Linked DNA regions of Homo sapiens: region 2 is linked to region 1. Evidence: read pairs that join two places in POLR2A ChIA-PET (ENCODE). Cell type or tissue: PC-9. All regions are shown on one strand. Links, peaks and the distances in the headings refer to the core of each region. The heading gives the core; the rest is flanking DNA.

Region 1 (4,860 bases), core at 393-4,392:
ACATGGGCAGGCTGGAGCCACACTTCTCTGGCTGGCAGGTTGGCTGGCTGCGGTCACAGCTCCACCAACAGTGGGCTGTCCCCAACACTGGCACTTTCTTCAGGCATCCTCTGATAAGAAAGTGAATGTTCTGAGAACAGCAGCCCTATGGACGGCAATACTGTGGGGTTCACTGCGGGGGTTTGCTGATGGGAGTTCACTGGTGGGAGGTCTGCGCTTAAGTCACAATGTTGGGTCTCACCAGACGGCGGCTCTGGAAAGGTAAAGGATGCGAGTCTGGCCTGCGGTCTGCAGAAGCAGCCTCTGGGGAAACGCGGCAATGAAGAGAGCCATGGCCACAGAGGAGATGAGCAGTGGTGCTGGGTTATTCCAGGTAGAGTTTAACAAAACCAGAAGCAACCAGGAGACTCCATGCTGCCATGCAAAAGCCTCAAACCCACCGCAGACACTCCCAGACTTACCCGGGCGATGACCCCAGAGATGAACACAGTGGGTTTAGGTGGACTGGAAAAAAAGAAGGGAAAAGGCAGATTTAACAAAACAGTCCACAACAGGGAACACGGTGGCAGACGATGTGTATGTGGATGAGCCAGGCTGGAGGGCGTGGAGGCAGAATGGGAAGCAAACCTCTCCTCTGCGTTATTTGTTGTAATGATCACACTACGGGGCTCGGGAGCCTCCTTCTCCTGAGGCTAGTTCAGCCCCAAGTACGAGAGAGAAACAGACTGCAGCCAACTGCGAGTGAATTGCCTTCAACCACTTTCTATTTGTGTTTTTTTTAGGGACAGGGTCTCTGTCACCCAGGCTGGAATGCAGAGGCACGATCATAGCTCACAGCAGCCTCCACCTCCTAGACTCAAGTGATCCTGCTTCAGTCTCCCGAGTAGCTGGGACAACAGGTGTGCAGCATCATACCTGGCTATTTTCTTTTATTTTTGTAGAGACAGGGTCTTGCTATGTTGCCCAGGCTAGTCTCAAACTCCTGGCCTCAAGCCATCCTTCCACCTTGGCCTCCCAAAGTGCTGGGATTACAGGGATGAGCCACTGTGCCCAGCCTATTTTTGTTTTTTGGTTAAATCAACACATTTTAACTATGGGCAAGCCCATTTATTTGGATTTAATGAGATCGTGAAACAGGCGCTTCCCTAAAGCAGGGGAGAAGTAGCTTTACATGGTGTGGACTTGGAGACTTTCTCACTGCCTCCTCAACCCTAGGCTTCCCCTTCCAGCGTCCTCACAGGGGAGATTCTAGAGCCAACACAAACCTCCCGTCCCCATCAATCCCTGAGCATTACAAATATAAGGTCCTTGGGAAACATGTCACCTCTTGACATGTTAACTCACACTGAGCTCACCTAAACTGCCGAGTATTGAGGGAATGGATGCAGTACCAAAGCAGTACAGCTCAGTGTGAAAAAACAGACAAGCCCAAACAGGCTCAAATCGCCAGCAGGTCTACCACCTGGAAACACACACTGTTAACGTGGGGCTATCCTCCCAGGCTTTCCTTCTATGGACAGATGTACGTGCTTGTCTTCTTATTAACTTTTTTCTTACAAAAATAGTTATACTGTTTTGTAATCTGCCTTCTGAACTAAGGCTATGGCAAGCATCTCTCCATGTAATTATATACTCTTCTGTACACTTATTTTTTATGGCTACGTGTGCCATAATTTAAAAACATCAGGACACAGTTTGAGGTAGTGGACAAGGTGTGTGCACTTCCAAATGCCTCCACCAAGAGGTACAGACACCCAAGACCTGGAGGTGAATACAAGGTCAGCCCAGCTGGGACAGCGCGATCGATCGGGGACACTCACGGAGGTGGGTGGAGGGGAAGCATCTCCCTCTTAGTTCAGTTTTGCTTAAGGCCAGTCCTGCTGGGTAGAGGGGGTAGAATTTATCCCCTGAGCTCACCAGCCTGTCTCTTCCCAGCTCTGCTTCTCCTCTGCTGCCAGTGGTCTTTTTTAAGGAATCCACTTGTCTTAGCTTTGTTTTGCTGCAGTCAAAAGTCCCAGCATTCCGAAAGTTCACTGACTGTTTACTTCCCCAAAGAGTTTACCAAAAACACCTGAAATTCCCCCAAGTAATTTCTGTTACTTCGCGACATTAAGAAACTTCAAGTTTTACTAAGCAGCACAGAGATGCCCCATACATTACCTTGGTTTTATTTAGTGTTTGTTGTGTGGTTACCCAGGTTGGATTTTTTTCCCCTTCCTTTACGTACATGATTTAGCTATAGGATTAATAGTCGGCCAGAAATGAGTAAGCTCAGCTCAAGTTTAAAAGTCCCGCCACGTGGTATAACTGAATTCATTTGGATTCTTAAAGCACATCCTGCTGTGATGGCTGATACCATCCACAGGGGAGGGCTTCCAGGGATTCAGGGCCAAGGAGTTTGCATCCAAAGCTCAGGAACTGTGGTCTGAATTCTAACATTTTAGAAAAGATTTGGAAAGGAATACACAAATGGCAGCACAAAGTTTCTTAACGTCGTTTGGAATGTTCTTTTAAACATCTAGGAACAGCCTGAAGCAGGGATGGCCCCACTCTGGTAGCGAATCATATAGTATCATCTTCAACAAGGCACAGCCGTCTTTCCGTAGCAGGAGTGCACAGTGGCTTCCACTGTCTCCATGTCCTATTTGTTTTTTAACCTGCTGAGGCTCTGAAAGGCGGAAATGCAGGACATCACCCCACTCCAGAAACTTGATATAAAATGTCATCCATAGAGAGTCAATCTAGTAAGAATACATGCATAATAAAGGGAATTAGCTTCCTCACCAAACTGAGCCCTAAAAGGTGGCTGAGGAAGCTTGAGTAATTATATACATATATAAACACCCTCCCCTCTACAGACACACACACACACAAACAAACACCTTGTTTTATGGCATCTGCTTATCGCACTTCACAGGTAATGTGTTTCTTTAGGAATTGAAGGTTTGTGGCAACTCTGCATAAGCAAGTCTATGGGTGTCCATCTTCATTATTATTATGTCTGTTACAGTGATCTGTGGTCATTGATCTTTGATGTTACTACTGTAATTGTTTTGGGGCACCACGAACCGTGCCCATATAAGATGGTAAACTTAATCAATACTTGTCATATGTGTTCTGACAGTTCTACTGACCAGCCATTCCCTGTCTCTCTCCTTCTCTTCAGGCCTCCCTATTCCCTGAGACATAGCAATATTGAAATTAGGGCAATTAACAACTCTACAATGGTCTATAATGGCCTGGAAGTATTCAAGTGAAAGGAAGAGTTGCATGTCTCTCACTTTCAATCAAAAGCTAGAAATGACCCAGCTTAGCGAGGAAGACATGTCGGAAGCTCAGACAGGCTGGTCTCTTGCACCAAATAGCCAAGTTGTGAATGCAAAGGAAGAGTTATGGGAGAAAATTAAAAATGCTACTCCAGTGAGCACTGGAGTGAGTGACAAGGAAGTAAAAGAGCATTATTGTTGATATGGAGAAAGTTCGAGTGGTCTGGATAAAAGACAAGCCACAACATTCCCTTAAGCCAAAGTCTAATCTAGAGAAAGGCCCTAACTCCCTTCAGTTCTATGAAGGCTAAGAGAGGTGAGGAAGCTGCAGAAGAAAAGATGGAAACTAGCAGAGGTTGGTTCATGAGGTTTAAGGAAAGAAGCCATCTCCAGAAGATAAAAGTGCAAGGTGAAGCAGCAACTGCTGAGGAAGAAGCTGCAGCAAGTTCTCCAGAAGATCTAGCTAAGATCATTGATGAAAGTGGCCACACTAAACAACAGATTTTCAATGTTGACAAAACAGCCTTTTATTGGAAAAAGATGTCATCTAGGACTTACACAGCTAGAGAGGGAAGTCAATGACTGGTTTCAAAGCTTCCAAGGGCAGGCTGACTCTTAGTAGGGACTAATGCAGCTGATGACTTTAATTTGAAGCCAATGCTCATTTACCATTCCAAACATCCTAGGGCCCTTACGAATTACATAAAATCTACTCTGTCTGTGCTCTATACATGGGATGACAGAGCCTGGATGACGGCACATTGGTTTACATCAAGGTTTACTGCTTATTTTAAGCCCACTGTTGAGACCTACTGCTCAGAAAAAAAGATTCCTTTCAAAGTATTACTGCTGATTTATAATGCTCCTGGCCACCCAAGACCAAGTATACAAGGAGATTAATGTTGTTTTCATGTCTGCTAAAACAACATTCATTCTGCAACCCATGGATCAAGAAGTAATTTTGACTTTCAAGTCTTATTATTTAAGAAATAAGTAATTCCACTGGTAGATTTGGGCAAAGTAAATTGAAAACCTTCTGGAAAGAATTTACTACTATAGATGCCACTAAGAATACTCATGATTCATGGGAGGAGGTCAAAATATCAATATTAACAGGAGTTTGGAAGAAGCTGATTCCAACCCTCATGGGTAACTTTGAGGGGGTTCAAGACTTCACTGGAGGAACTAACTGCAGATGTGGTGAAAACAGCAAGAGAACTAGGATTAGAAGTGGAGCCTGAAGATGGAACTGAATGGCTGCAATCTTGTGATTAAAATCCTCAGGGATGAGGAGTTGCTTCTCATGGATGAGCAAAGAAAGTGATTTCTTGAGCTGGAATCTACACCTGGTGAAGATGCTGTAAACACTGAAAATAACAACAAAGGATATAGAATATTATATAAACTTAATTGATAAAGCAGTGGCAGGGTTTGAGATGACTGACTCCATTTTTGAAAGAAGTTCTACCATGGGTAAAATGCTATCAAACAACATTGTATGCTGCAGAGAAATCTTTCTTTCCTGAAAGGAAGAGTTGATCTATGTTCTATGTCACAAACTTCATTGTTGTCTTTTTTTTTTTTTTTTTTTTTT
Region 2 (4,860 bases), core at 240-4,239, 570 kb after region 1:
AGGCCATGTGGTGTGGCATTCAGGAAGAGTGTACTTCAGAAACAAGCTGCTAGCAATGTCACTGCCATCCAACCGAGGGCATCAGGATCACACCTGTGTTTGAACCAAGTTGGGCTTATTGCTCGTAATAAGAAAGGACTCACACCATGGGAAACCATGGGACATATCAGTAAGAGGGCGTTGAATAGACTGACAAAATTTGACTTGTTTTGTGTGTCTTGGGAAGATTCAAAGGAGCAAGGCTTTGTTCTGGATTGGGTGCTACGAGGATGTAGGGGAAATTTCATGGTCAGGGGGCTTGAATAATCTTATCTAGAAGGAGAAAAAACAGAGTAATGTTCAACCTGTGATTGGCCAAGAATGAGCAGTCATTCATATCAGCCAGGCTACTGTGAGTTGTGTGGTCATTTTTGTGGTTTAGGGACCATCATATTTTCTATTCATATTTACCATTCGTATTCATATTTGACACTTCAGTATAATTTTTGAGGAATGACTTCATGGATTACATTAGATTGTTTTAACCTGAAATACATTAGGAATGGGAGGAAAGCTTTTGAGTGTGGTTATTTAGCCGCTAGAATAGTACAAAAACAAACAAAAAAAAAACCAAAAATCTAAAGCCATTTAATTAGATCTACAGTCATTAGTGTCCATGTCAAAAAAAAAAACCAAAACACACTCATCTATGTGTATTGCTTCACTTTGTCCTTAAAGAAATCCTAAAGAACATATGAATATTTGGGCATATTCTTAATATGAGGATATAAAGGGCTGCAGTGTCCAAGTGTCCATTCATAATTATTTCTCATTACTAGACATTAAAAGCAAAGCAATTCCATAGGGATTTTCTTTGATCATATTTCAGAGTACTTTGCTATAAAACTTTTAACTTACCTCCATTTCCAGAGTCTGCATTTCTTTAAATATAAAATGTGGAGAATATTTTCACCCTTCAGTTTGAATAAAATAACCAACAGTGGACCATGGGTGAAAAGGCTGTTGAAAGGCCCAACTATAGGTCATTGTCTTGGATGATTCTGTATCTGTACAACTGAATACATAAGCAAGTTTTGTTTTCAAGTGCAACAATAATAAAAAATAACGTTGATTTCAATATAATGGTACCCAATTACCTTTCATTTCTACCCATTGATAAAGTCTTAGACTAGCCTTTTTCTTACTTCTGTGTCTGCTCAACTCTAAGTAGAATGTGTGTAATTAATTTGAAAATTAATTGAAAGTTTGCGGTGAATTTAAAGGGTGCTCTCTCTCTCTCTCTCTCTCTCTCTCTCTCTCTCTATATATATATATATATATATACATATATTTTTTTTTTTTTTTAGAGACAGGGTCTTGCTCTGTTGCCTAGGTTGGGGTGTGGTGGTGGATCGTAGCTCACTGTAGCCTTGAATTCCTGAGCTCAAGTGATCCTCCTGTCTCAGCCTCCAAAGTAGCTAGTACTACAGGCACGCACCAACACACTCAGCTAGTTTTTAAATTTTTTCTACAGACAGGGTCTCACTAGGTTGCTCAGGCTGGTCTCCAACTCCAAGGCTCAAGTGATCCTTCTGCCTCAGCCTCCCAAAGTGCTGGGATTACAAGCGTGAGCTACCGCACCCAGCCCATAGACCTTTATAATTTAAAATGAGGTAGAGGGGTACACAGGGCAGATGGAAGACGTTTGACTACACCATAAAGACTAAGTGGCAGAGACACATAGTTTTGTTCGTGCAAATAATAAATGCATCTATGATCTTTTTCACTAATTAAGAACGATGGTTTCTTTATTAAGCATTTTAAAAGGTCTATTTCCATAGCAGCAAACTGAAGCCACTAGGAAAAAAAAGAACTTGGGTCTTTAAGAATGTTGGTTTATTATTTAAGTGTTGTACAGATTTATTTTTTATAAATCAAATATTTTTTATTTGTGAGAAGTGACTGAACACAATTATTGGCCGGAGTGTTTCGGCTGCTTGACTTTATAGAACTTGAGTTTCCTGAACTTTATGGGTTCACAAACCTCTTCATGTTTCACAGGGTGCCCCCCAGGCCAAAATAAATGCCTGACAGTTCCATTTAGTAAGTTCTTAGGTCTGAACAGCTTGAATCATCTACATCCTAACATGTCCGTGCTTTGGGGCACTGCACAACTTCTCAAAACTTGGAAGCAGACAATGCCATCTTCACATCCTCTCCTATGCTGATTGTCACTAGCACTTGCTTCATATCACAGAAACCTCTGAAAATCCTGGTATGCAAAGTGATGACATCATTGAAAGGAATGTGGCACAGCTGGATTTTGAAACTGAACTAATGGGAGCTCATGTTTCAACCTGGTTTCAAGATACCGTATTTATCTTGAAAATTTAAAATATCCCTCGGAATCCCTCGAATTTCCTATGTTGCCCTGGGACACCTTGGCATATAGTTTGGAAACAGAGCAAACGAATCGTCCTCACGACAGCTGTGACCTAACCATTAATGAAAAACTTCAGCAAAATGAACAATTATTGGGAGAAGGGCAAATTATGTGTATATGAATAGGAAGTTCGTCTTGTAAAAGTTTATACTCAGAATTTCAGAATTTCAATTAAGTGACACAGTAGCTAAGTAAAATAAATAAAAACTTGTAGTTTGGGAAAATAGACTTACACTCAATTTCTAAAAATTTGCTTATGTAAATGTTTTGAAATGTATCGTTTTATGACTTTGAAAGTCCTAAATCACAGCTTTCCTTAACAATTATTTATATATTTAAAAATACTATAAATTTTGGGGAAAACATCAGCATTTAGAATTGCTTTATCTTTTTTTACATTAGCAAGAGTACAGTAGAATGAGATCTTGCAATGTTCATGACAAAAACACCATTTTAGTGGCAGTAGCATTACTGAAAATGCTTTATTATATTCAGCTTGTTCTTCACTGCATCAAATTGCTCTTAATGTCTTCAAACTTGTACGTGAACTTAAGGGACCTCCTTCACACCCATTTGTTGCCCTTTCCCCAGATCCTTTGTTGGGCTGATATGGACTTAGACTGCAGAATGAGAAATCAATGAGAGACTTGACAGCCAGAGAAAGCAAACAAACTCAGTGATGTGAAAACTGCTGTCAGGTCAGTGTAACAAGCAGCTCTTTCTAGATTTCACTGCACTGCAGTGATCAGAAACTGGGGTGGGGGGGAGATTATACCTTAGTTCTATGTCTATAGACAACTACAGATTCAATAATCAGAGAGATTATCTCCTGTACATAACAATATTCTACAATAAGCACTGGCATAAGTTCATTTCTTACAAGTAGAAGTCAACATAATGTAAGCTCACATTTAAGGAGCATGTTCTGTGTTGCTAAGAACTGCTCTTATGCCTTCCTCACTTAATGTTCATCACATTCCCATCAGGGTGGTGCCATAAATATTCCATTTTATAGATGTAACATTTGCAGTATAGAGAGCTTCAGCCACTTGCTAGGAGTCTCAGAGATGATCAGGTGATGGAGGCAGAATTAACCACAGGCTCTCTTCAGAGCCCACAGTCTTACCCAGGTGGCTCACTCTCTCATCAAACACTTTTTGTTACTATTTTTATAAGCCACTGCAAGTTGGGCACCAAAATGAATGTGTACTCCTCAGTAATTTCATGAGGATAAAGTAAAATTCATCTACTGTAGGACTAACACCATGTTTCTTATGGCTCTTTCAATTATGATTGCCTTCTCCCCTCTAAATCAAGAGTTGTGTAATCTAAAAATAGCAGTATCTCACACAGAGATATTTTATGTTGCTGACTTTTATAAAGCAATGAACTGTTTGCAAATAAATATCTCTGCTATGCTTTCTCCATTTATAATCTCAGGCAACCTCAGTCTGAGGTTATTCCAGGGCCCAGGGTCAGGAGATGGAACAGAGAATAAAAGGTCATACCTGAAGAAAAAAATCATCAGTGCTCTCAACCAGTTCTTACACCTCTCCTTTTCTTTTCTTTCATGATCTGTCTCTAAATTTTACTTGGCTTCTCACTGGGCCCCATTTGTTCAAATTCCTCCCAGATTTGTCATGTCCTGCCTTTCTCTGGCTTTTGTGAGTTACCTGTGATTTATTCAATTAAGGACTATTGATATGGTTTGGCTGTGTCCTCACTCAAATCTTATCTTGAATTGTAGCTCCCATAATTCCCAAGTTTGTGGGATGGATCTGGTGGAAGATAATTGAATCATGGGGCTGTTTCCCCCATACTATTTTCATGCTAGTGAATAAGTCTCACAAGATCTGATGATTTTGTAGCAGTTTTCCCCTTTTGCTTGGCTCTCATTCTCTCTTGCCTGCTGCCATGTAAGACATGCCTTTCACCTTCCACCATGATTGTGAGGCCTCCCCAGCCACATGGAACTGTGAGTCCATTAAACCTCTTTTTCTTTATAAATTACCCAGTCTTGGGTATGTCTTTATCAGCAGTGTGAAAACAGAATAATATAACGATGATGTAAAAATACAATAGACCATCTAGATATCTATGTCCATAAAGAGTTATGCTATTTGTTGATGCAATAAATAAAACCTTCTGGATAAAATATTTTTCCTAATCTGTATTATTCTGCTCACCTTAGTGTTCTCCTGCCTTAAATCTCCCAAAAGGGAGTTGCTAAGCCAATCAAAATCTACTGGTTTGATTTGAAACAGATATTTTCTTTAAATAAGGTCTGATACAAAACACCTATCTTTCTGTACACTCAGTATATTTAATTTTTTATGTTTACTTACTTGGTGTAATCTATTGCCTTGACCCAAAACTATTTGTTATTTTTTATTACAATCCATTATGACTAAAAAAATGCTTTACATCAAACGGGTATT

What was found. Peaks named below come from ENCODE experiments on the same cell type or tissue, not always from the same donor. Only the 100,000 strongest peaks of a DNase experiment are listed, where the experiment ranks them.
Region 2: POLR2A ChIA-PET joins it to region 1 with 6 read pairs; 2 of 35 experiments call an interaction of 5 or more read pairs at or near these places.

Annotation. Positions count from the first base shown.
Region 1 is chr5:10,683,068-10,687,927 of GRCh38, forward strand. DAP (death associated protein) reads right to left here. Exons shown (of 4, transcript NM_004394.3): 3 at 462-504. Among named protein-coding and RNA genes, the nearest start is that of DAP-DT, 76 kb to the right of the region's middle. RefSeq lists enhancers at 1,678-1,757, 1,858-2,167. In PC-9, for the core only: no CTCF peak of the experiment used is centred there; no DNase peak of the experiment used is centred there.
Region 2 is chr5:11,249,191-11,254,050 of GRCh38, forward strand. The region is part of intron 9 of CTNND2 (catenin delta 2); the gene reads right to left. Among named protein-coding and RNA genes, the nearest start is that of CTD-2154B17.1, 460 kb to the left of the region's middle. In PC-9, for the core only: no CTCF peak of the experiment used is centred there; a DNase peak (open chromatin) is centred at 2,271; H3K4me3 peaks cover 307 bases.